Linked DNA regions of Mus musculus: region 1 is linked to region 2. A link is a loop called in an ENCODE intact Hi-C map of the cell type or tissue named here. Cell type or tissue: heart. All regions are shown on one strand. Links, peaks and the distances in the headings refer to the core of each region. The heading gives the core; the rest is flanking DNA. Region 1 overlaps Ahr (aryl-hydrocarbon receptor). Region 2 has its middle 23 kb from the start of Gm26071.

Evidence for each region. A loop is a pair of places that touch in the nucleus more often than their neighbours do. Peaks named below come from ENCODE experiments on the same cell type or tissue, not always from the same donor. Only the 100,000 strongest peaks of a DNase experiment are listed, where the experiment ranks them.
Region 1: a loop joins it to region 2, with 2.7 times the contacts of the local background. A loop is called at or near these places in 4 of 42 quality-filtered maps.

Annotation. Positions count from the first base shown.
Region 1 is chr12:35,517,920-35,529,200 of GRCm38, forward strand. It overlaps Ahr (aryl-hydrocarbon receptor), which reads right to left. Exons shown (of 11, transcript NM_013464.4): 2 at 8,762-8,949. Among named protein-coding and RNA genes, the nearest start is that of Ahr, 11 kb to the right of the region's middle. In heart, for the core only: no CTCF peak of the experiment used is centred there; a DNase peak (open chromatin) is centred at 5,012.
Region 2 is chr12:35,458,749-35,470,029 of GRCm38, forward strand. No RefSeq gene overlaps it. Among named protein-coding and RNA genes, the nearest start is that of Gm26071, 23 kb to the left of the region's middle. In heart, for the core only: a CTCF peak has its summit at 4,365; a DNase peak (open chromatin) is centred at 4,853.

The sequences.
Region 1 (11,281 bases), core at 1,766-9,765, 60 kb after region 2:
CCAGTGTGCAGGGATGTGCTCCCAGTGTGCAGGGATGTGCTCCCAGTGTGCAGGGATGTGCTCCCAGTGTGCAGGGATGTGCTCCCAGTGTGCAGGGATATGCTCCCAGTGTGCAGGGATGTGCTCCCAGTGTGGAGGTATGTGCTCCCAGTGTGGAGGGATGTGCTCCCAGTGTGGAGGGATGTGCTCCTACTGTGGAGGTATGTGCTCCCAGTGTGGAGGGATGGTGCTCCTACTGTGCAGGGATGTGCTCCCACTGTGCAGGGATGTGTTCCAAGTGTGCAGGGATGTGCTCCCAGTGTGGAGGGATGTGCTTCCAGTGTGGAGGGATGTGCTCCCACTGTGCAGGGATGTGTTCCCAGTGTGCAGGAATGTGCTCCCACTGTGCAGGGATGTGCTCCCAGTGTGCAGGGATGTGCTCCCAGTGTGCAGGGATGTGCTCCCACTGTGCAGGGATGTGTTCCAAGTGTGCAGGATGTGCTCCCAGTGTGGAGGGATGTGCTCCCACTGTGCAGGGATGTGTTCCAAGTGTGCAGGGATGTGCTCCCACTGTGCAGGGATGTGTACCAAGTGTGCAGGGATGTGCTCCCACTGTGCAGGGATGTGTTCCAAGTGTGCAGGGATGTGCTCCCAGTGTACAGGGATGTGCTCCCAGTGTGCAGGGATGTGCTCCCAGTGTGCAGGGATGTGTTCCAAGTGTGCAGGGATGTGCTCCCAGTGTGCAGGGATGTGCTCCCAGTGTGCAGGGATGTGCTCCCACTGTGCAGGGATGTGCTCCCAGTGTGCAGGGATGTGCTCCCACTATGCACGGATGTGCTCCCAGTGAGTAGGGATGTGCTCCCAGTGAGTAGGGATATGCTCCCAGTGTGCAGGGATGTGCTCCCAGTGTGCAGGGATGTGCTCCCAGTGTGCAGGGACGACCCACCTATCTATCCCACAATTCTTGCACTGAGCTAACCATTCTCACCTCTAGTTTTCTTGCCTCTACATAAGAGGAATGCTGTCACTTGAGATGAATTATGGTGAGTATAAAATAAAATGCAGCTTACACAGGAGCAGTAAAGGCCAGACGTGATAAACTCTACCTTGTCACATGCCCTGGAAGCACTACTAAAAACCTCATAAACTGCACTGGGTGCTAACCATTCCCTCATCTTTAAATGGAGAGCACTGATGCGCATCCAATAGAATTACTAAGATGACCAGATGGTACCTAAAATAGTTCAAACATCAAGAGGCACTTCACACATCACGTATATAATCCAATCTCTATGATAATGGAAACTTAACAGTCCTGGACCATGTGACAGTTCGTAGAAATGAAATGTAAGATCTGAAAATATACTGATTCTGCTACCTGAGTAGCATCTGTTAAGCGGTAATTGACATCCGTGCAGTAGGCTACATACCCCCTTCTAAAGAGACAGGAATCTAAAAGTCGCCCAAGATAAGGATAGTACAATGCCATGGTGTTAAGGATGCCTTTCTTCCTCTGAAGGCCACTGAAGCAATCCCATAGTGGAAAGAACTGGCTTTACTCCATGGGTAAATGTATAGCACTGTCAAGTAGCCATGCCCCAGCACCCATGGCTCCAGTCTGAACTCAACTGACAGTCACTCAATTTACGTTTTCTAACGTGCACTTTCCTCTCTTGTATATTATTTTTAATTGTTGAAGAAATAAAATTCATGAGGACAAACTATGGGGTTCTGGTAAAGTACATCTTGTTCTTTGTTCTTCTAAGTTTACTTGTAAGTTGAAATGTGGCATGATACATTTTGAGAAGAAATTATTTATTCTTAACCACTGCTATTAATTTAATGTATTTTATAACATTTATCACTTCCTATCATTAATTATTATGACAAGAAAGTTAAATTCCTTGACAACACTGGTGTACACATAAGAATGACTTAGCTAATTTGACAAAACACATAAACATATATATATGTGTGTGTGTATAATAGAATGGCTTAAGAAACACGGTTTTTATTAATTTAACAAAAATAACTCCAAATCAGTTTATATGAATGAATAAATTTCCAAATTATATGTCCCTAAAGGAAGTTTTCTATATAGATTGAGAAACAAGATACATTTTACTTTAACACACTGTAAGGTTTTCTTCTGCATATGACATGTATTCTTTTTAAAATGTATTATTGTGTGTAAGTGTGTTTTTCCTGCATGTATGTCTATGTACCACATGGATGCTAGTCCTCTCAGAAGAGGGCATTGGATCCCCAGAGACACTTGTGAGCCCTCATATGGGTACTGGGAATCAAACCTGGGTCTTCCAGAAAGCAGTAAGTGCTCCTAGCCACTGAGCCTCCTCTGCTGCCCCGAAGTGTGTTTCTTGGAGGCAAGGGGGGAATTGTGTTTGTGTTGTGATTATTGGAAGGTTATTGTTTTAAGCAGATCATTTTTAAAGTGCAAAGGCCTTAAAAGTTAGTTCTATTCCAAATTTCAAGTGAAAACTCACTTCCAAAGACCTTGTTATCACACTCCATATTATGCCTGTGGTCAGATGCAGTACTTCTATGCATTAACACAACCATAGTAGAAATGTCTGCTTGTGTGTGGCCTTTGGCGGGGCTGTTAACAGCCTGAGGCATGTTGTTACCTTGACCCAACAAGAGTGAAGTTCAAGCATAACTTGAAATGCAGAATGTGACTAATACATTATACCAGTTACTATGAAACTTCCCCAGACATTAGAATCATCCGGAAGGCATGTTATCTCACAGATTGGGCCCTGTCAACTGCTGACTCCATGGCCCTAAGATGACACACTCCATGGGTCACACCAATAATCCCAGGCAACTCTACAAATCACACGCCTCTCTCTGAAGACCAATGGCAGAGGATCTAGACTTAGGAAAATAATTTAGAAATCTCCTAGCTTGCTAGATTTTCTAAGTTTATTGTAGGCTTAGTACATACATTTACTAGTATGACATTAAGAGATAACTCTTAACAATTTTACCAAGACAAAAACTGCAGCACACCATTAAAACTGACACACAGGGTGAGTGCGCAAACAACACACTGTGTCCATGGCTAGCACCCTCCCCAAACAAGCAACAGCTCTCTTTCCGGAGAACATCTAGACTTGAGCAATGTGCCATTTCTAACAAGAGAAAATGTCATAGGCAAGAATGACCATCCACTCCACTAAGAGCTCGTATGAGCTCGTTAGCAATTCCCATCTGAGTTAAAGTGTAGCATCACTTCCACAGACGAGTTCATAGGTGATATTAACATTGGGTCTAAGGGTCCCTAGGCCAGTCACAAGGCGTTCTCTGTTAAAACAAATGTCAGTATTCTATAGGACAGATGAGTAACTCACATGAGAACAACTGCAATTATAGAATCCATTCACAGAGCTCTTACTGTCAGCATTAAGCCACTTCAGACCTCAGAACAGGCACACCTGGTTCACACAGAAGAGGTAACGGCCGTGTGACACAGAATGGTTAAACATCCTCTCAAAGTCAGATTGGCATACCGGGAGGTGGGCCTTACCTGACTGACATGTGCCTCACCTGCCTGTTCACCCCCATCTTAAGGCACATGTCCTCTGCCGTGTACAGTCTCCATGACATGGAAAGGAGACATTACGAACCCAGGAACTGATGGAATATTCAGAAGAGACTTTGGACTTTTAAACAGACTTTTGAGATTGTGAAAAACCATGGGGACTTTTGAAGTTACACTGAATGCACTTTGTATTATGCTATGGCTACAAGCCTATGGGAGCCAGGGAGTAGAATGATATGGTTTGAATGAGAATGGGCCCCATATTTGAGTGCTCCATCTCCTGTTAGTGGAGCTGTTTGAGAAACATTAGGGGGTGGGCCTTATTGAAGTAGCAGTGTCACTAAAAGTGGGCCTGGGGGTTTCAAAAGCCCAACCAGGCCCAGACTTGCTCTTTCTCTGACCACAACCTATAGATCAGATGTGGGCTCTCCATTACTGCCTTCTTCGGTCTTCTCCATCATAGCTCACCCTCTGAAAGTAAGAAATCTCCCAGTTAAACGCTTTCTTTTATACGTTGGCCTTGGAAATGGTGTTTCATCACATAGACAATAAGCCTAACTAGGACAACATCCAAATGTAGAGCAGTTTGAACAAACTATTTACATCCTGAAAATTTCAATAAGTAATAAGAAAACCTCATTCAAAATATAGACATCAAAATTACACTTCTTAAGAATAAATTATTAGCTGACCGTGGTAGTGAACACCTCTAATCCTAGCACTCAAAAGGCAGAGGCAGATCTCTGAGTTCAAGTCTAGTCTGCTGTACAAAGTAATTTCTAGGACAGTGAGACTACCAAGAGAAACCACGTCTTGAAAAAAACTAACTAACTAACTAAAATCCTGTGGTTGATCTTTTTATCCCTTGTGAGGCAGTAGCTCCTGCTTGATCATTGTTCAACAGACATGATACAGGAGAAATGGCCTCTCTGTTAACATAAGCCAATTCTAAGACCTGGATACAGCCACCAAAATCCATGTATTCATAAATAAAGTTCTACTGATCATAGTCATTGAACTTCTTGAATACTTTCTGCATTGGACATAATAGACTCAAATAGTTTCAAAGAGACGGCTTCAAACCTCACACTACCTAAAACACGAGTAAGAGGTATTAAGTACTTAAAAGTTAAATTCAGGGATGTCTCAATTAACTAGAAAAGTATAAATATTAATGTTGTACCTAACATTCAACTGCTGCTTTTCGGACAGTTCAACTGTAAGAAGATCGATTCATGCCGTATTATTTGAACTTGCAATAAATAGATGTATTTTCTTGGAAAAATATCTATTGTTATAGTAAAACTTGAGTTTCCTTTCTAGCAAGATTGTATGATTACTCGTTTATATTGTTCTTTCCGCAGGAATTTACACACCCCCTGTTTGCATCCTGTTATTCATTTGGAGCTTCCCTTCGCTTCACTACACTGTTTCCCTGATAGCAGGATGGTGAGGCTGAGTGTGGATAGGTCCCTCAGGACAGCCGGGAGCTCTATCATGTCCCCTGGGTTGCACACCACAGTTCTGTTCGTAAAGGTACTATGCTCCTGACATTTTCTTCTAGGTCCTCGGACACACTGCAGGGGCCATGGATGGTCCTTAGAAGACATGTGGTCATTTGGGTTTTAGCTGGCTTTTACCCCCCCACACACACTTTCCATTAAACCCTATGTCCATATATCGAACAGCTTGAGCTACTGTTCAAAGTGTATAAACATCCTTAAACTACACACACACACACACACACAAAACCTTCCTTAGCATTTTGTATGTTGGGATTTTTCCTTTCAAGAGCATAGAAAACAACCTTTAAAAATTCGCTCTGGGCACAATGGAACCCAAACTAAGACTCTGTCACATGCTTGTTAACATATTTGCTCAAATACCGATTCCTTGGTTTTCTAGAGAAGTGACTGAATCGGCATAGACGAGGCCTGCTCTAGAAGGCTCAACAAAGTTTCCAGCTAGGTCTTATGTACACGGAAGTGTAAAACCAGCAAAGTAGCCTAAAAGTAAGCATGATGTAATTGGTGAGGAATAATACAAATAAGTAGTAAACCTGAATAAAAATCTAACTAGTTAATGAAGGGCTAAGAAAACACTTTTAATGTGCCTGGCACTGGTAATGAGGCTGACTTGGGGGAAACAAGACACATGTCCATCATGCATGTGTGTGAACCTACATATATGCATCTGTTTTAAAGATAGCAATTATGTAGTGCTTGTATGGCAACGTGTATGGTTATTCTAAGCAGCTTCAGGGCCATCCTCCTGCCTCTAAAGAGGGGACAATGCATGTACTTTCTCAAACATCATAAACTTTATTTTGCATACACACAAACAAATCAACATTCATCGTAAAGGCACAAGCACTGAAATGTACGATGATTCAAGTCAATAAACTCTCCCAGAGTTGAGCCTGAAGCCCCTGTGCATGAAATTCTCTAAGGGCAGAGATACCCCCTGTGTCAGGGAAGAGTGAAGTGGATCTGGTGCAGCAGGAATCACAACCTATGAGCCAGGTTCAGGCTATGAAGTTGGCAGGAGCTCAAGGTTACAGTCCACAGCAGTGGCTCACAGGGAAAGTTCCTACGGGGCCAGTATCTTTAACAAGCCCCCATTAGTGCTGAAGCTGCTTGTCCGGAGACTATGGGCGGTGGTGGTGGTGGTGGTGGTGGTGGTGGTGGTGGTGGTGGTGGTGGTGGTGGGACAGGCCTTCATCCCAGCACACAGCAAGTCCTAGGACTTTGCAGAGATGGAGGGATAGAGATAGAGTTAGAAACAATAAAAGGAATCCAGAAACCTGGGCTCAGCGATAGCTCTCCCAGGATGAGGCTCTAGCAGGACACCCAGGCACAGCAGTGGTGTGCACAGTGACACAGAGTGAAGGGCTCAGTGCGATGGAACTGAAAGGGAGGAATCTTTTTAAACGGACTGTTAAGTGTCTTCTATGAAACTAAGCATGATCCCACCACTGTAGGACTCTACATTACTAGACCACGTGGAATCACTGTGGTCAGATTCTGTACACTACAGACCATATGGAATGACCACTGTAGGAGTTGGTGTACACTATAGATCACAAGGAATCATTACTATAGAACTACGTAAATTACTGGCCACATGGAATCACTACTGTGGGAGTCACTGTATACTACAGGCCATGTGGAATCACTACTGTAAGAGTCGCTGTACACTGTAGATCACATGGAATCACTACCGTATGAGTAGGTGTTCACTATAGACCACATGGAATCACTATTGTCAGACTCTGTACGCTACAAACCACACGGAATCACTACTGTAGAACTCAGTGTCCACTCTAAACCACTGGAATGGCCACTATAGGGCTCAGTGTACAACCACATGAAATCGCTGTTCTAGGTGTCTGTGGGCACTGACAGAACGCTTTTGTAAAAAAAATTACACTTGTTAAGAAAATACACAACTGTGCAAGCAAAAGTTGCTCAAATCAAAGACATTAAATCATATAAACACACATCTGAAGGGGGATGACGGTCTTTGCAGTCCTCTGAGACACATTACAGATATGAGGAGGTGCTGCCTGGTGACCTGGATGGCCATTTTTAGTGTCATCTGAGCTTGCAGAAGGGGAGACTTCTGCATCTCATTGTGATGCCTAGTGACGTATAAGCACACAACAGTTTGAGGTCTTGCTATTAATCCATTCACTACAATTCGTGAAAGAATATGATCCCTTAAATAGCACATGCCTTAATAACTCAATTTTTTATGAACATAAAAAGAAAAAATAAGGCCTTGGGAAATGGCTTAGCAAGAAAGATTCCTTGCTATTTCAGCATGGTGTCTAAAGTTCAAATCCCTAGAATGCATGTAAAAGATAATTAAGGAATTACTATGCAAGATAAATTATGTTAGAAGATTAATTTCAAACAGGAATTCCATTTTGGAATTACTGTGGTGATGAAGTGCTGGATGACTGACATGTAACAGACAACACTGAACCATGCAGGCCGCACTGCCACCCTCACAGCTGAGTGCACGGTAAAGCACAGGGGGCTCCCTGGCACAGTTAAAGTCAAGGAGCTGGCCAGTGGCACTGTGGAGAATGAAACCCGACACTGTTGATTCCATAGTTAAGTGTTCTTTCTGACCATAAACCATTTTGACTACATTTTCTTGACGCTAACATACATTAATTTAAAGCTGTCGAAGTCTATATAACTTTGAAAGGCTAAATGAATAAATATACAGAAAATATAGGAATAATAGATTACTATCTCCTGTGTGTGTATGTGGGGAGGAGAGAAAGGTGTATATTAATTTGTATGTGTCAAAGAGAGATAGAAATGGGGAGAGGGAAAGAATGTCAAAGAAAGTGGGTGTTTGTGTGTGTGCATGTGTGACAGAGAGTGTGTGTGTGTGTGTGTCACAGAAAGAGTGTGTGTGCATCAGAGGGAGATGAAGTATGTGTATGTATGTGTGAGAGAGAAAGAGACAAAGAGAGGCAAAGAAGGAGAGAGAAAAGCATATATGTGTGTCAGAGAAAGCATATGTGTGTGTTTGTGTGCATGAGTGAGAGAGAGAATGAGAGAGAGAGAGAGAGAGAGAGAGAGAGAGAGAGAGAGAGAGAGAGAGAGAGAGAGAAGGGTACAAGTGCACATGCCTGCATGCACACATGCCTACATGCAGAGGCCACAGGAAGACTTTGTGTACCCTTCCCTATCACTCTTGCCTTATTCCCACTGAACCTGCAAATAAGCTGGCAGCCAGCAGGCCTAGAGTCCTGTCTCTGTTCCCCACAGTGCTAAGGTTAAAGTCATGCAAGGCAACACATTAAGTGGGTATTGGAGATTTGAACGCAGATCTGCATTGTTTACACACCAAATCCTCTCTCGTCCACTGAGCCAGCCCCAGTCCTAGCCCCAATCAGTCTTAAAGTACTTTATTATTTCTTTGTAAAAATGAAACCTGAGTATAATTTCTAAATACATGACTTTCAAAGAATGATAGCATGTACCATCCAAACAGCTCCATTGTCCATCAATGAAACAGGAAAGTTAGTAACAGTTACACATTTAGCTTTGTTGGTTCATTATTTTCTACGACAATAAATACAACATTTGCACTCATGGATAGTTTTTTTTTTTTTTTTTTGTCTTGTCACCAACATTTAAAGGACCACATTTAACTTTAGTATTCTGTGAGTTACTGTAAAAGTCAGTCACCCTGACATACCATCAAAGAAGCTCTTGGCCCTCAGGTAGCTGACGCTGAGCCTAAGAACAGAGAGTTTGTCCAGCTTATTAATAACATCTTGCGGGAAGGGCAGCAGGCTGGCCAGGCGGTCTAACTCTGTGTTCAGCCGGTCTCTGTGTCGCTTAGAAGGATTTGACTTAATTCCTTCAGCGGGGATGGGCTTTACTCTGAAAAACAAAGAATAAGGAAAACCTTTAGAAAACAGAGCAAAAGTGTCTAACATTAAAACGTCCCCTCAGGGACTGCTCTACCGACGAAACATGAAGTAATTCTCAATAAACCCCTCTACTATACTGCTACCCAACTTTTCTTTTTCTCACCAGCACAACTATGAAATAACTATGAGATAATACCAAACACTGCCAAAAAATACCAAGAAATCCATAGCATTCATGCAAAAATATACTAAAACCACTGAGCTGTCCAAAAAAAAAAAAAAAAATAGGTATTTTCATACTGAAAGAGCCTTTAAGTTAAAAAAAAAAACGATTTTAAAGCAAATTTTACCTAGAAAAACTACTAGTAAGCATGCATTTGGCTTTTGAAATTGTAATGCTGAGTGACTTACCTAGTTAATCATTTACATATTGCAGGTAAGCACAGATTCTCAAATTTCCACTTCCTTAATTCCCCTTAAAGATTTGAGTTAGTCTTCTCACGCAGACTAAGTAAGATTAACTACGCTGTTATCACAGTTACTTTTATGACCTCAATACAGAACCACTGATAATCTCTTCTGGATTGGATTTCAGACCTGCTCTATGAGATGGCCTGTTCCTGACACAAGATCGAGCCCAAGAACCTGTGGCTAGATAGGATCCCAGGGGAAAACCTATTGCTATTATGCTCTTAAATGGACACAGCAATAAAATGACTCCTAATGACTTATTGCTCCACCCACTGATAAGTGCGTTGCTCAACTCTCGCCACAGAAGCTCCTTTTTGTAGGAGATAGCCAAGAACGGACACACCCACAAGTGGCAAACGTGCAGCAAGAAGAAGGAGAGGAAGGAGTGTGCTCGACCCTAGTTGGGATGTTTACAACAGTGCCTTCCCCTCATGGCTCAGGGATCTATGTGAAAGAAGGGACAGACATATCCTGAGAGCCAAAGGCAGTGGATGACTTCAGACATAACAGGACAGAGGACATATCAACCCACAGAGAGTGCGACAACATGCACAAGTCCTATGAAAGAGCAAGCCAGACAAAGGCCTAGCAGGGAGGAGAGGACAACATGAAATCCTACCTCTACCCCGAGATGCTATTGTTACTTGATTGCTGCTGGGAGAAAGAAAATCAAGTTTTCTACAATGGAAAGACACACACCCAGGAGTCTTGGCCAAAAAAGCTAGATGAGCCAAACACTAGGTGAAGCCAGGGCAACCCTGAAGAAAACTGGGAGGATTGTAGGAGCCAGAGGGGTCAAAGACACCATGAGAACACTGACCACAGAATCAATTAAGGACTCACAGGGGCTCTCAGAGGCTGAAACAACAACCACAGACCCTATATGGGTCTGAGCTAGGACCTCTGCATATACTTTATGGTTGTGTAGCTTGCTGTTCTCAGGGGACTCCTAACAAGGGAGTAAGGGGTGTCTCTGACTCTTTTGTCTGCACTTGGGATCCTTTTCTTCCTACTGGGCCGTCTTGTTCAGACTTGATATGAATGAGGGTTTGTGCCTAGCCTTATTGCAATTTCTTATGCCATGCTGGGTTGAGATCCATGGGAGGCCTGATTTTTCTTTTTTTCTTGGAAGGGAAATGGAGGAATGGGTCTAGGGAAGAGAGGTGTGGGGAGGGGCTGGGAGGAGTGGAGGTGGAGGAAAATGTGGTTGGGATGTAAAGAACAGATATTAAAATTGAATACACAAGCATACACATACATACAGAGAGGGGGAGGGACGAGGGGTGTTGGGAGGGTGGAGGTGGGGAGGACCTGGAGGGGGTTGGAGAAGGAATGAATATGATCAAAATACACTGTATCAAATTCTCAAAGAATTAAAACATTACTTTTTGGGGTTTTTTTTGTTTTGTTTTTTTAAAAGGGGAAGCAAGTGAAGAAGACTTGACTCTGGCCTCCGAGTGCATTTGCATACACGTACAATCCATGTGCACACTTACACACACACACACACACACACACACACACGCACACACACGGTGGGGGAATAATTTCAAGATGAAGAGAACAGAGAATTCACCCAACTCTTAATTCCATTTGTTCCCCCAGCTCTGGTGCAAGGGCATTGATCTCTGAATGAGAATTTCAAATGCTACTCATCATAAACTACGCGCTTGATTTGAAATAATAAGGGTGATACATGGCATAAAGATGAATCTCACTGCCAAGCTAAGTTCAGCTTGACGTTCTAACTCCCTAGATGAGACAAAAAGCATCACAGAACAGTCTGAGACGTCTACCTGGAAGTCCCACCGAGTCAGACTCTTGCCAGTGTCTTGTTGCTGCTCTCTGGCTGTGATGGACTCTCTACTGTC
Region 2 (11,281 bases), core at 1,261-9,260:
TTATTGTTTCTGTTTTCAGATAGGTAGTTAAGAAAGTGTCAATCCCGGGGTTGCTGGTACCTGTTTGAGACTGTGCAGGCAGTGGGATGAGAGGAGCGTCACTAAGGGAAATGGCTCAGGCCATCATGAATGCTGACTCATTGAACAATAGAGTAGATGCAAGCTAGGAAATCCATGAGACTGATAGTTCACCTCTGACCAAGGCTGCAAGACTGACAACCATGAGCAAACCCAGGGTCCCAAAGCTGAAACTGCAGAACTGTAACATGCAGGGAGAGGACAGGGTGCTCACTGTCCTATCTTCTCCCTTTGTATTCTATCTAGGACCTCACCAGTCCACACCTGCAAAGCGAAACACACTTACTTCTCAGTTTCCTCTAGTAGTACCACATAGACACAGGCAGAAATGATGCTTTACCAGCTATGAGAGTGCACATCAGTGCAGCCAAGTTAACTCTCAGAATAAACCAACCTGGACCTCATCATCCAGGGCTGCTAGATGAGATCCTGGGAGCAAGATCCTTGGTTTGATTCTTCATTCAAGACAGATTATACTGTTATTTTTCTAGTCCATGCTGTCACTGAAGGCATGTCCAGTGCTTGTACCATTTGCAGAACTATCATTTCCTATGCCAAGATCGCAGCTATAAGTCACAGGACCTAACAGAGGATATCAAAGCTCACCATTTTCTCAGCTGACTCCTCCCAGAGTTCTGTATTTAAAAAAAAAAAAAAACTGGAAAAAAAATTTCCACACAATGTATTGTGATCATGCTTTTCCCTCTCCCAACTCCTCCAAGGTCCTCTCCATTTCCTCCCCCATGCAACAGCAACATCATGGCCCCCCTTCTCTCTCTCTCTCTCTCTCTCTCTCTCTCTCTCTCTCTCTCTCTCTCTCTCTCTCTCTCTCTCTAAAGAAGCCAAATACTGTTTATGACTATTACAGCTTCTCTTTCCAACTCAGACATGCCCTAAAACCATTTTTTTTTCTTTTTGTATCTACTACTTTTAGGTTCTTTATAGCATGATAGAGTTTCAGGATATTTACTCTGCCAATATTGTCGGAAAAGGAAATCTCTGCCTCCTCTTCACCTTCCTGTCACCAAGCTTTGCCCTGAGCGGTTTATGGAATCTGCTGTTGTTAAGGTCACCCCTGACATCATCACTTCTAAGTAAAGTAAATACTCATCAACTTTATTTTACCACTGAACTTTTTTCATTGTTGTCCATGTGCTTCGTGAGTCACCCTGGTACCATGCAATACATGGCTACTCATGAACAAAACATCAACTTAGAATTCACAGCACTAGGGTGACTCTTGCTTGTCATTATCAGCTCTCAAAGTGTTAGTGTTAGAGTGCTTTTGACTCTAAATATGTCTACCCAGTAATACTACAAAACCAAGGAAAATTTTTAGGTTCTCTTTCTACCAATGAGATGTTAAAGACATATTTAGTAACCTGATTTATTGTAATAGCGAGTTGCCCTTTCAAATCTGTTCTGATATTGATCTAATCTAAAAAAAAAGTACCATCCCAACCTTAGATAGTTTCTATTGCTTATAATTATCATTAGTGCACCCCTGATTCAGAGTTGATTCATTTGCTTAGAATTACTAGTGAATAAAGGGCTGGATGCCATGGTTAGTCTCTGCTTCCACTGCCAACATCAAAGTCAATCTTAGGAAATGGCTGAGGTGGAAGTGCTACCTGGCATTGCCAACCTGTGACTGTGGGCAACATGGGTCCCAGTATTGTTATTACAGCCATTGTAGATTGCAATGCCATGCCACAATGTTAAAGGGTGAAAACCCCTATACAGCTTTCCAACTACAATACCAGATCAAAATTCGACTTGAATTGTATTCCAGAGATAGGATACAGGCTCACTGAGAACACTTCATCTATAGGTCCTGAAGAAGATACCTTGCAGGGAAATCTAAAGGAACGAATTCATAGACTAAGAAAGGACAATGGGGGGCTAGGCATGTGGTAGAAGGGGCAGCAGCCTGGCGAATCAGCCAGGCCTGTGTCTGTCAGCACTCCACCCAGCTGTGTCCTGCTGTGGGCCAGAATAATCTCTGTGTTATATGTCATCACTGAGGACCATGCAGATGTCTGTTGTTTGTGCTGCTACCATATTATCACTGAAAGCCATGCCTGGGTCTAAGGTTCTACTGCAGTCAGAGTCTGTGTTGATGTTTGCAGTCTGAGTTACCACCAAAAGTCATGCAGATGTTTATTGACTTGTTGCCACCTGAAGCAATGTTGATGTCTAGGGATATGGTGCCACCAGTGGACATATTGATCAGAGTGGCCTGTGCTGCCTCCTGAGACTATGGTAATGCCCAGGTCCAAGTTTAAAATGAAGGCCACAAGGATGCTCATGGTCTGTGCTGCAACCTGAAACCACATCAAGGTCTATAAGCTGTGTTGCTACCAGGGACCATATTGATGTTGTTGGCCTGTGCTGTCACCTTAGGCCATGTTGATGTTCATGATGCAGGCAGTTTCTGAGGGTCTTGTCTGTGGGCCCTGTAGCAGGGGGCTGTGTTTCTGGTCTTTATTGCTGCCAGGAAACCTGTGGAAGTCAAGATCCATGCTCCTGATGATTGTGAAGAGCAAGTAAGCTACTTTTGCTTGATGTGGATGACTACAGATGCACAGTTGAGAGGGAGGGACATGGAAGGTGTCTGTGACAACCCCTATTCCCACCCCAACCCGCCAACCCCCAAAATAACATGCTAGGCAAGAAGTCACCCAAGAGACCTCTTAAAAAAGTGTCACTCTCTATAACTGATGGCTTCTGGCAGAGGTGTGGAAGGGGAAGGACTCCGTTCTATTTAAGGGGCAGGCCACTTGGAGTTTGACCATGCTTTGGTGAGTGTATAGACAACATAAAGTAGACTTCGGTTTTTTGTTTGTTTGTTTTCTTTTTTCCTTTTATTATCTTTACCTTTTTTTTTTTTTTTGATGGGAGGAAGTCACAAGGGGAGCAGACATGGAAGGAATTGGGATTGGGATGCATTTTGTGAAACTCTCGGAGACTCAATAATGATGCTATGTGCGGTGGGGGAAGTCAGCAGCCCTGGTGGAAGAAAGGGGGAAAAAAGTACAATGGTTGTTCCCAGGGGACAATATTGGGAAGATATTAATCAGAAAGTAGAAATTATCAGATATATAGAATGCTTGAGGTTTTGAGTTATAATGTACAGCATATTGACTATAGTCAATATTGTATTGGGTGCCTGAAAATTGCTGAGAGAGAACACAGGCATTCACTCACACATGTTCACTCACACACACACACACACACACACACACACACACACACACACACACACACACACACACACGCACACGCATGCACATGCATCCCTGCACTTCTAAAATATACAATTTTCTTTACTAACTTGAAAAATGAAACAGACAAGTTCGTGCTCCTCTGAATATCCCTATGAGAACTGCCTCTCTTCCTCTGATTGTTTAATGCCTTTTGAAATAAAATGTATGACTAAAGGTGTTCAACTGATGCTTGAATGAGGTGGCTCCCCACCTGAGCTTGAGGCAGCAATATCAATGACCACGGCCTTAGAAGATTAAGACGTGGAGTCAGCAGTTGGCCTGGAACTCCGATGAGTGAAAGGGAGACTTCCAGTTCCTCTGTCCTCCTCTGCTCCTTATTCCCAGACTTTTCCATCATATTCTGTATGTCCTTAGAGAATTGCTCCTTCCACGGTGTGTGTTGTCCTTCATCATCTCTTCTCCTGCCACCTGATCTGTATGAGGTGCTTGGCCTCAGGCAGCTAAAAGAGTTGATGCTCACACACGTGTGTGATGAGCTCTGATGACCGTCTAAGTTTAAACAGTTTAAGCATCTTTAAAGGACCTACCAAGCAACATTATCCAAGCTCTTTTCTGACACATCGGTTATGAATTCTCATCTTGTCAGCATTCAGCATATTCTCTCACAAGATTCCGATTTCCTTACGCCTCTGTGAAACAAAGTAGACACGGCCACAAAATGACCTATATAAATTAATCATCAGCTGTAATTCTGCCTACAGCTTTGGTAATTGCTGACGTAAAAGATGCCCCATTCAACTCTGAAAAAGGAAGTTTAGAAAGTGCTTTGTCACTTTGAAACTCCTTTTTGCTCAAGGCTTCAGCCTAGCTTTGCCTTCGCAGCTATGGTCTTCCTAACAAACATTTAAAGAGCCTCATTTTAACAGCATACTTAAACATTCATAATCACAAAGTTCAGGTGACTAGAATTGCAATAGGGAAACTCAAAGCAATAATGTATATAGAAACCAATAATACATCTGTGAGGAATAGAGACATGAATAGGAGTAAAGCTGAGCCCACTTCAGACATGATGCCATATGGTGGCACTCTTGTCGCTCTATCACCACAGTCAAAACACGAATAGCAGTTATTATTTTCCAGTTGGTGAAGAAATAACATTCTAATAGTCCACCGTGAACTTTGTACAACAAGCATTATGCTGCTCACAACTCTAGCCAGACTGGAGAACATAGGGGAGGGACATTTCTATTAGTATTGATGTGCCTTACATCTAGGTAAAAGTTAAATTAAATAAACTCATTGACTACTCAACCTACTCATGAGAGACAGAAGTGGGAAAATGTTACACATAGTGAGAGAGAAGAGAAAAAAGTTGAGGTATTGGTGGCAAGGTAGGAGTAGGGGGTGAGGCACACAAGAAGCCAACTCAACAAACTTTCTCTCATTTTGGAATAAAATAAGAGGGAAATATGTGATATATCTCAGCAGGCCTGAGGAGCAGTCTTTTTATAGCCAGCTGGGAGGATGTCTTTAGGATTTCCAAGTGTTTAGATATTTTCAGCATTAATCTCTTTAGCACCTGGGGTAACAGGAAGGGTGTGTGTGGTTCCACTATCAGCAGCCTTGGAAAGGAAGCTGCTGTGTGCCTTGGGACTGCTGATTGTTTCCCATTTTAAAGATAGGCAGAATTCAGTAACCTTTCTACTTGGCTTTACTTGAACCCCCATGAAAGATCAAAATAATGGACTCGTAGTGTTTGATGATGTTTTTATTTTAAAAGCATTGCTCTCTTTTTCTCTAAACAGTAAGTAGGAGAGGTGTGCCTTACAGTGATGCACTTATTTTTTTTCTCACAGATTTGTATTTAACCAATCATTTTAAAAAATGGAATAATTGCAGTGGAATGATTGTCATTTTAGGTAAGGTCTTAAGGTCTACTTTAAGGGGTAATGACCCACATCGTAAATATTGCATATATGGGAGACAGAAAATTTGACCATGGGGTGTGTCACATTTACTGGCTGAGATGGTGTAGACTTAGAAATTCTTATTTGCTTCTCAGGGTTTTGGCTGTTGTTTGGTGTGTGCCTGTGTATATTATGCAGTAGGAGAGAGGGAACAAGGGAACAGAGAAGGAAATGAGGGAGGGAGAAAAAGAGATCTGAGCTGTACAGTGTGACATGAGATACAGATGTCCCAGTAATGACTAAGATAGGTTTTGGACAGAAGTTGTCAGCCATCTAAAGCATAGATGGTAATCTCTGCTCAAAGTATTTGTTTGACTTGTGTATTTTTTAGAACCCACAGGTAAAATGATAGTGACAGCTTTGGACTCAAGATTGTAAAATGAATATTTGGATTTTTTAAAAAATACACATCTACTGATAATATATACTAAAATATCTTTAAATTTAGTGGATTTTTTTAAACCAGGAATTATATTGTTGTCTTTTAAGAACATCCAAAATATGACCAGAAATGTGACAAATACTTCCACTTTACTTAAGGCTATTCTACATACCCTTTGAAAATAATGGGAAAGCCTTATGTTGTAAGATTCACTCATTTCTTTCTGTCTTCAAAACCAAGGAATCCAGGAGAAGTCCACCTACATACATGTTGACAGCAAAAGAGATTTCCTATCACCCATCATTGTGAATGTGTCATCAGTAACTCTCAAGACAAAATGGAATGGATTAAAGACAATGGCCCATCTCTCTTTCTTACCAAAAAGCTTCAAAACTCAGCTGTAAATCTTTACAAAGATTTTGAAAAGAAAGCATCATATACTTGCAGATGCTTCAAAGTGACATGGGCAAACTTGAAAGAAACACAATTAATAATCTTACCTGTCATGGGCATTCCCTTGTGGGAAATGTATCCAGGGAATGAGTAACTACCTAGGGGAGAATATTAAAGTGTGCAGCACACAATTTCAAGTGCATCTTGGCAGTCTCATGGTGACTGTCCAAGTGACTGCACACAGACCCCCCTACACACACACACACACACACACACACACACACACACACACACACACACAAACTCATTTGGCATTAGGAGACCTGGCAGTTTGTTTTCCATGGAGGAAGGGGTAAGAAGCCAGAGTGTGCATTTTTTCCTTCTTATTTTCTGCCTTCCTTTAGCCATCTTTGAAATGTCTTTGCAGTTTTCCCAAAGTGTCCCTGCTAGTGACAGCTGCAAGGTGAGGCACAGTGAAGAACCTCATGTGCTCCTGCCCGCTGTGACCCAGAGGCATCTTAGAGAATGTCCCCAACATGTCACTCAAAACTGTGAGTTGGATCACTTTACATAGTTCAAATAATTACAGTATTTATTTACAGGCAGAAATTGCATTTGATGCCACATTGCAAACGTTTTTGAGTAAGTTTCTGGAATCAAAAGGAAAAATAACTCCTGATTTGGGTTTGTTTGTTTGTTTGTTTGTTTGTTTGTTTTTTGCTTCAGTGATTTTGTTATTGTTTTGGAAGGGTGGAAGACTGCATGTTTCTTCTTGTACCATCTTCCAACTCACAGGCCAGTGTGGTTTGGATGGGAGTATCCAGAGTTCTGAAGCTGCATCATTTTGGGTCCTTCTACAAAGTAGTGGCTAGCACCTGACATTGCTGTTGGTGGTAGGGGGTAGTAGTAGCAATTTCTTTTTCTTTCGATTCTGGGAAAAGGAGCAAGGCCTTTATGCTTCTAGTAGAACCTCCAAATTATCATTGGTCTGCTACAGATCAGGTTTTCCCTTAGTGTCAACTTACTTTTCAGTAGAGCACTTCTGCTGTTGCCTCTCCTACCATGTGCAGCCCTGAGTACTTGATTATTCTCCTGCTGGTCATCCTCATTTTCTGACTGATGTGCAAGTCTTAGAAATGAAATGCTTTCTTATTTTCAAAGATGCACAACAGAACGGACTGCGGTGGGGCATGGGCCTAGAGAACAGAGTCAGGTTCTTTGGACAAGATTGAGAGCTCTGGGGCAAAGCTTTATTTTTCTGGAGAGAGGGAAAAAATTATCTATGCTAGCTTTCTAGATTGCTTAGAAAATGTTCTGAACTGTTCAAATAACTGTGTGTGCACTTAAACTTAAAAACTTGATGGACATCCAGAGCTAAAAGTCTCAGACACAAGAGAAAAGCAAACAATGAGTTCAAATGTAAAAAATCACACAAGCACATGAGCAAAGGAAAACCAGTGGTCCTCTCTGTCAAATACAGAAAGCAATCATTCTCAAGGGTGTTGTCAAAAACTATTATAAACGTTGTACAGTGCAAGTTACTTACGTGGAAGAAAGAAACCTGTCATTCAAGTAATCTGTCCAGTGATTTTTAACTGGGAGCAAGACCTTTTAGAAGATAGAGATTTTTAAAACATAAAGACAAAATGGAACAATTAAAAAATATATATATGAAAATGGAAGGAAAACTTAGAGTTTATTAGTGTTGGAATGCTTTTTTGCTTGTAAAACAAAAACGTCTGGTGGAGAAGCTTTGCCAAGCATGCAGAGTGGGGTATGGCATCACGACTTACAGTGTCCTGCAAGAAAAGTAAAACCTAAGGATTTGTGGTTTCAAATTTGGCAGGAGAGCAGCAGAGTGAAGTTGGCCCACGTACCTTCATAAGAACTCATAAGAACAATGCAGAAAGATTTAATGATGTGCTAGACAAGTTCCTGCATCAAGTCCTACTGTAGTCTTTTTAGGGTCCCCAGATTTATGCATCTGAAGATGTAACTCTTTCAGGGAAGGACCTTCAGGACATTGAAACAAACTTCTTGTGCACTACTCAAGCAAGCTGTGCTTTATACTAAGTTACCCTCAGAAAAGGTTGCTGTATATCAATATTTTAATTACAGAACCACTGATAAATATTTAGTAAATACTGCCTATGTGCTGACCTCTTCAGAGAATCTGAATGTTGCTAAGAAAGACAAGTCAGAGTATGCCTTTGCAGAAGTTATGTTCTTATGGTTTCCCTGAGCCTAAACACTGCACTGTGTGAGGCATGATAATTTAAGTGTCATAAAAGAAAAATATTTCCAGGTGCTAGGATTGGAGTTAGGAAGAGGCATCTTTGACTTGACTCTATATTCCCTAAGGAAGAGCTCAGAAGTCCATTTTATATAATGAATAATAAAACTTAAATTGAACATAGAGCTTATATGACTTAAGACTAATGATAATGTCTATATGTTGAGGAAACTTAGTCCTCAGACACACATATTTAAGGCACTGGGATAATGGGAGTCACCTTCTCTCACTGGAAGGGTGGAGGACTGCATGTTTCTTCTTGTACCATCTTCCAACTCACAGGCCAGTGTGGTTTGGATGGGAGTATACAGAGTTCTTTTTTTTCCATTTTTTATTAGGTATTTAGCTCATTTACATTTCCAATACTAAACCAAAAGTCCCCCATACCCACCCACCCCCACTCCCCTACCCACCCACTCCCCCTTTTTGGCCCTGGTGTTCCCCTGTACTGGGGCATATAAAGTTTGCAAGTCCAATGGGCCTCTCTTTGCAGTGATGGCCAACTAGGCCATCTTTTGAAACATATGCAGCTAGAGACAAGAGCTCCGGGGTACTGCTTAGTTCATATTGTTGTTCCACCTATAGGGTTGCAGTTCCCTTTAGTTCCTTGGGTGCTTTCTCTATTTCCTCCATTGGGGGCCCTGTGGTCCATTCAATAGCTGACTGTGAGCATCCACTTTTGTGTTTGCTAGGCCCTGGCATAGTCTCACAAGAGACAGCTATATCTGGGTCCTTTCAGCAAAACCTTGCTAGTGTATGCAATGGTGTCAGCTTTTGGAAGCTGATCATGGGATGGATCTCTGGATATGGCAATCACTAGATGGTCCATCCTTTCGTCACACTTCCAAATTTTGTCTCTGTAACTCCTTCCATGGGTGTTTTGTTTCCTATTCTAAGAAGGGGCAAAGTGTCCACACTTTGGTCTTCGTACTCTTGAGTTTAATGTGTTTAGCAAATTATATCTTATATCTTGGGTATCCTAAGTTTCTGAGCTAATATCCACTTATCAGTGAGTACATATTGTGAGAGTTCCTTTGTGATTGGGTATCCAGAGTTCTGAAGCTGCATCATTTTGTGTCCTTCTAGAAAGTAGTGGTTAGGCTTCTTTGCTGTTATAAGGATAACATGATGAGTGTATAAAATGGCTTAGTTATGTGTGCTAGGGCAGAATGCTGGAGCCTTCCAGTTAATCTGTATCTAGGGATTGTGATGTTTCCCCCTACTCCTCTGCCCTTTGAGCAAATCCTCAGGAGGATAGCAGAGTAATGTCCTACACCAATGGCAGCTTGTAAAGGATTTGAGGACTCAGCATTCTAGCTGCTTCTCTTCTTCATGTTTTATAAAATGGCTGCTGACATAAACCTAAACCATCAGGAAATATTTCAACTGGCAGAGCTAAGAGGATGATATCCAAGAGGACAGATATACATACACATACATACACATATAATGTACATACAGTGTGTAACAGAGGGGAGCAGCCTGTGTGGTCTTGTGTGGCAGGAAAAGAATGAAGGCAAATAGTGCAAGGGAGACAATGGAAACAGTGGCTAGGGTCACACTCTAAACCAGGAAGAGAAAGATGGAATACATTTAATAGGATTAATGCATCAGTCTTCAGCATTTATACATAAACTCATAGCCAAGAGGCCTCACGAATGTCTAAGAGGAAGGCAACTTTTATTTGAAATGCCTGACTCTTTGAATCTGCTCTAAGAATGCTGTAACCTTCCTTCCTACTCCCGGGAGGGGAGGACTCTTTGGTAGATGTCTTAGTTTATTAAGGCAATAAGAAGTATCCTTTTACATACACTAACCACTCTCCAGATTAATATCAAAATTCAAAGTAATCCTCCCACTTCTGCTGCCATTCTTCCATGGGTTTGGGATAGGCATGGAGGACCAGGAAGCATCTGGCTCCTTCTCTTCCTGGACTACCTCTTGCTTTACCTGATGCTACATTTTCATCTGGCAAAGGGTAGTGCATATCCAAATTGAACAGCTTTTACAGAAAAGCTTTCAGAGGTTTTTTTTTTGTTTGTTTTTGTTTGTGTGTTTTTGTTTTTGTTTTGTTTGTGGGTTTGGTGTGGTTACAGAAAAACTTCCAGGTTTTAGAAGGTGTTTGTTTTATTTTAACAAGATGGTGATCATCTACACACTTTTATTCATCATTGCACTACAGATCAAAGCTAAAGCAGTCAGGCAAGAGAAAGAAACAAGGGGACTATAACCTGGTAAAAAGGAGGCCAAACTATCACAGTTTGTAGAAGACTTGATCTTATATACAGTAATTGTCAAACCAACTAAAAAACTAGCAAGGATTTTTAGTCATAAATAGTGAACTATCTAAGCTAGAAGTAAAGGAAGTAATTCCATTAACAATACCACAAACATATCTAGAAATATAGTTAATAAAAGAGATAAAAATATACATACTGAAACTCTAGAATATTGATGGAAAATTGAAGGGATATGTAAGAGAAGAAAAGCATCCATGGAAGAATATATATTGGAAGAATCAGTATTACTAAAATTTCTATACTACATAAGATTCAATACAATCCCTACATCAAAAATAACAAAATAATCAAAACAACAATGATATTATACAGGAATCTTAACATTTTCATGGAGCTACCAAATCAAAGGTGAACTCTTAGCAAACAGAAGCTAGCAATACTATGCTACCTTGTTTCAACATACACTATAAAGCCACACAAATCACAATGAGCAATATCTTCCCCAAGTAAAAATGCTTATCAAAAAGACAAGAGATAACAGTCCTGAAAAAGTGTGGACAAAAGTGATCACCTTCATTCTGTTGGGAGGAATGACAACAAGCACAGCCATTGTGGGGAGTAGCATGGAGATTCCTCAAGAAATTGAAAACGGACTATCACCAATCTTATCACTAGATAAGTAACAGAAAAAAATGAAG